2 separate regions of the Homo sapiens genome follow, and region 1 is linked to region 2. Evidence: chromatin loops called from intact Hi-C (ENCODE). Cell type or tissue: CD4-positive, alpha-beta T cell. All regions are shown on one strand.

Evidence for each region. A loop is a pair of places that touch in the nucleus more often than their neighbours do. Peaks named below come from ENCODE experiments on the same cell type or tissue, not always from the same donor. Only the 100,000 strongest peaks of a DNase experiment are listed, where the experiment ranks them.
Region 1: a loop joins it to region 2, with 2.7 times the contacts of the local background. A loop is called at or near these places in 1 of 110 quality-filtered maps.

The regions. Positions count from the first base shown.
Region 1 is chr16:28,473,987-28,476,486 of GRCh38, reverse strand. It overlaps a transcript of CLN3 not described here. Among named protein-coding and RNA genes, the nearest start is that of NPIPB7, 2.9 kb to the right of the region's middle. In CD4-positive, alpha-beta T cell, no CTCF peak of the experiment used is centred here; no DNase peak of the experiment used is centred here.
Region 2 is chr16:28,523,595-28,526,094 of GRCh38, reverse strand. No RefSeq gene overlaps it. Among named protein-coding and RNA genes, the nearest start is that of NUPR1, 14 kb to the left of the region's middle. In CD4-positive, alpha-beta T cell, no CTCF peak of the experiment used is centred here; a DNase peak (open chromatin) is centred at 1,256.

The DNA of each region.
Region 1 (2,500 bases), 50 kb after region 2:
GTAGCCTTGACCTCCTAGACTCAAACAATCCTCACACCTTGGCCTCCCAAGCAGCTGGGACTGCAAGTGCATGCCACCAAGCCCAGCTAATTTTTTTTTTTTTTTTTGTAGAGACGCGATCTTCCTATGTTACCCAGGCTGGTCTTGAACTCTTGAGCTCAAGCAGTCCTGCCTTGGCCTCCCAAAGTACTGAGATTACAAGCATGAGCCACTGCTCCTGGCATCCTGTTATTTAGGTACAGTTTTTATACACAGTAAAATGTATAAATTGTTACATATTTTTACAGTAAACTGAGTCTGGGCCAGGCACTGTGGCTCACACCTGTAATCCCAGCACTTTGGGAGGCTGAGGCGGGCAGATCACCTGAGGTCAGGAGTTTGAGACCAGCCTGCACAACGTGACAAAACCCCGTCTCTACGAAAAATATAAAAAATTAGCCAGGTGTGGTGGCTTGCACCTGTAGTCCCAGCTACTTGGAAGGCTGAGGCGCAAGAATTGCTTGAACCCAGGAGGCGGAGGTTGTGGTGAGCTGAAATTGCACCACTGCACTCCAGCCTGGGCAACAGAGCAAGACTCTGTCTCAAAAAAAAAAACAAAAAAACTGAGTCTGACTTAGTGTTTCTCATACTTCATTGTTACCCTTTCTACTATATTTGCCATATCTGAACCTAACAGTACTTTTATTTACTTAATATTTTTCATTAAAGCAACTAACCTTTAATATACATTCAGTTATTTTAAAGGGAAACATTATTAAAATCATGAGTTTGAGGTGATATATATGTATTTTCTACTTTACTTTAAATAGTTATGTAACTATTGGAGTTTAAAATGAACATGCAAGTTCCCCCTGAGACTACTCCATTACGACCAGTGATGTTTGTGGACCCAGATCTAGGAAATGCTGACCCACTGGTTAATAGCATGGGCTTTGGGGGCAGAAGGAACTGACTTTCAGGTGCCAACCCTGCCATTCACTAGCTCTATTACCTTGGGCAAGTCACTTCACCTCTCTGCACCTCAGTTTCCTGATCTGTCCAATGGGATAATAGTAGCACCAGCATTTCATAAGTTGCTTTTGGAAACTACATGAGATCATGTCAACACTCAATAAACATCAGCTCTGATCATGCTATGATATGACTCCTGCCTCTCACCTTTGCATTGCATTATACCCGTGTTTCTCAAACCTTAGTGTGTACTGGAGGCCTTGTTTTTTGTTTTTGTTTTCTTGGAGACCAAGAGTCTTGCCCTGTCACCCAGGCTGGAGTACAGTGGCATGATCATAGCTCACTGCAGTCTCAACCTCCTGGGCTCAAGGGGTCCTCCTGCCTCAGCCTCCTGAGTATCTAAGACTGCAGGCACGCACCACCATACCTGGCTAATTTTTATATTTTTGGTAGAGATGGGGTTTCACCATGTTGTCCAAGATAGTCTTGTACTCCAGAGCTCAAGTGATCCACCCACCTTGGCCTCCCAAAGTGCCAGGATCACAAGTGTGAGCCACTGCACCTGGCCCTGCCTGGCTAATTTTTATTTTTTTTCTGTAGAGACGAGGTCTTGCTTTGTTGCTCAGGCTGGACTGGAACTCCTGGCCTCAAGTGATCCACCTGCTTCAGCCTCCCAAAGGTCTGGGATTATTACCCATGAGCCACCACACCCAGCCACAATATTTTATTTATCCATTTGTTAGTTGATGGATATTGGGGTTTCAATTTTTTGACTTAACTATGAATCATGCTGCTATAAATGTTTGGGTAAAGTTTTTGTGTGGACACATGTTTTCCATTTCTCTTGGATAATATCAAGGAGTGGAATTGCTGGGTTGATGGTAATTTTGTTTGATCCTTTGAGGAACTACCCGACTGTTTCCCAAAGTGGCTGCAATTTTACATTCCACTGGCAGTGTACGAGGACTCCACGTCCCCACCAATACTTGCTCTTTTCCATTCTTTTTCCACCGCAACCTCCGTCTCCCCGGTTCAAGTGATTCTCCTGCCTCAGCCTCCCTCTTTTTTTTTTATTTTTGAGACAGTCTCGCTCTGTTGCGCAGGATGGAGTGCAGTGGTGCTATCTCGGCTCACTGCAATCTCAGTCTCCTGAGTTCAAGTGATTCTCCCACCTCAGCCTCCCAAGTAGCTGGGATTACAGGCATGCGCCACTACACCTGGCTAATTCTTTTTTGTTGTTGTTTTTTGTTTTTGTTTTGTTTTGTTTTTTCAGATGGAGTCCTGCTCTGTCACCAGGCTGGAGTGCAGTGACGCAGTCTCTGCTCACTGCAGCCTCCGCTTCTGGGTTCAAGCTATTCTTCTGCCTCAGCCTCCCAAGTAGCTGGGATTACAGGCACCCACCACCACACCTGGCTAATTTTTGTATTTGTTATGGAGACGAGGTTTCGCCATGTTGGCCAGGCTGGTCTCCAACTTCTAAACTCAGGTGATCCACCGGCCTTGGCCTCCCAGAGTGCTGGGATTACAGGCATGAGCCACCGTGCCCAGC
Region 2 (2,500 bases):
AAATTAGCCAGTCTCATTGTAGCAGGACGAGCCACAGACAAAACTCCTCAGACACTGGATTAAAGAAGGAAGAGGTTTATTCAGCCAGGAGTGTCGGCAGACTTGCGTCTTAAGAGCCGAGCTCCCTGAAAAAGAAATTCTTGGCCTTTTTAAAGGCTTACAACTCTAAGGGGTCCACGTGAAAAGGTCGTGATAAATCGAGCAAGCGGGGAACGTGACTGGGGGCTACATGTATCAGCTAACAGAACAGAAAGCTTTGCAATGCTTTTTCATACAATGTCTGGAATTTACGGATAGCACAAGTAGTTTAGGTCAGGGGTTGATGTTATTATTATTACTTTTTTAATAAGGGGGAATAAGGAAGGAGACCACTACTACTCCTGCTGTCCTTCTCCCCCCACCTTGCCTAGTTTACAAGACAGGAGGAAAGAAAAAAAGCAAAAAGTTAAAAAGAAACAAAAGTAAGATAAATAGCCAGACAAACTTGGCACCACCACCCGGCCCTAGGAGTTAAAAAAGTAATAACAATAACATCAACCCCTGACCTAAACTACTTGTGCTATCTGTAAATTCCAGACATTGTATGAAAAAGCATTGCAAAGCTTTCTGTTCTGTTAGCTGATACATGTAGCCCCCAGTCACGTTCCCCGCTTACTCGATTTATCACGACCTTTTCACGTGGACCCCTTAGAGTTGTAAGCCTTTAAAAAGGCCAAGAATTTCTTTTTCAGGGAGCTCGGCTCTTAAGACGCAAGTCTGCTGACGCTCCCAGCCGAATAAACCTCTTCCTTCTTTAATCCGGTGTCTGATGAGTTTTGTCTGTGGCTTGTCCTGCTACATCATAACCTGGCCCCAAAATAAAAATACAAAAAAAACTATGTTGGTGTCTGGCTAGCTTGGCCAAGGAGGGAATCTTTGTCAGATGACCAGGAAAGGCCTCCTGGAGGATCAGCCATCAGTGAGGATGCAAGAGAACCCCAAAATCAGGGCTCAGCTCAGGAGGGTTCTGGGCTTCACGGAGGAAAGAATTCAAGAGTGAGCGGACAGTGAAAGCAAGCAGGTTTATTTGTGCAACAGTGTACAACAAGATGGCTGTTCCACAGACAGAGCAGGGCTGTCCCACAGGCAGAGGGCACTCCCTGATCGCTTGCTGGCTCTACTGAGGCTCTACTGATACGTCCTTCTAATCACATGCTAATTAAGAGGCGGGCTATTCACAAACTTTCTGGAAAGGGGGCAGGGTTTTCCTGGAACCATATAAGGTACCTTTTGGGTTTATTGCCATGGGACTTGTAAATTGTCATGGTGCTGGTGGAAGTGTCTTATGCAAATGTATTATGATTCCTAGTCCTAGCTGGTTTGAGCTGGCTTCTTTGCAACATCCTGTTTTTTTTTTTTTTTGAGACGGAGTCTTACTCTGTTACTCAGGCTGGACTGCAGTGGCACGATCTTGGCTCACTGCAACCTCTGCTTCCTGGGTTCAAGGGAGTCTCCTGCCTCAGCTTCCCAAGTAGCTGGGATTACAGGCGTGCACTACCACACCCAGCTAATTTTTGTATTTTTAGTAGAGATGGGGTTTCACTATGTTGGCCAGGCTGGTCTCGAACTCCTGACCTCAGGTGATCCACCTGCCTCAGCCTTCCAAAGTGCTGGGATTACAGGCGTGAGCCACCATGCCCAGCTGGATTTCTTATTTTTTATTTTGCAGAGATAAGTTCTCCCTATATTACCCAGGCCGGTCTCACACTCCTGGCCTCAAGCGATCCTCCTGCCTCAGCCTCCCAAAGTGCTGGGATTACAGGCATGAGCCACTGTGCCCAGCCTCATACCTTCTATTAAACAAGTCCCAGGTCAGGCATGGTGGGTCATGCCTGTAATCCCAGCACTTTGGGAGACCGAGCCTGGCAGATCACTTGAGGTCAGGAGTGACCTACTTGCAAACAATATTTGCAAGTCATGCCAAGTTAAGTCAAAGGACATGGTCGGCTTAGCAAACGCCTCTATAAACTTCCCTGGATCCTCCAAAACCTGGCCAAATTTCTCCTGGCAGAAAGCCAAATCAGACATTTTAAAAAAGGCACATGTACTCTGAGTGTCCTCCCAGTTCTGTTAGCTACCTCCCTCAATGGACATAGGTTCAACCTCAGGGGCTGATATGGGGTCCCACTCCTGGTGGTACTGGTTAAATTTACTTCCTCCAGAAGCAGGGGTTATAGGCTGGGGCTCGTTGGATAAGGAGGGGTGTCTGATGACCTGGTGTAGAATCCTGCACTAGAGGACTGGAGGAACCCTCTTGAGAATCAGGGAACTGAGGAGGCAGGGAGTCGGGGTGGGAGGCAGGCATGGGTGTCCTAGGGGAAGCAGCTAGGAAGGGGTCATGAAGGAATCTGCTCCAATTGCCTAAAAGGCACTTGGGTGGCAGGTCCTTCATTCTTGTTCCCCTGTCTAACAAGGTTCTCTACTCTACTACTAGGCTGGGCGCAGTGGCTCATGCCTGTAA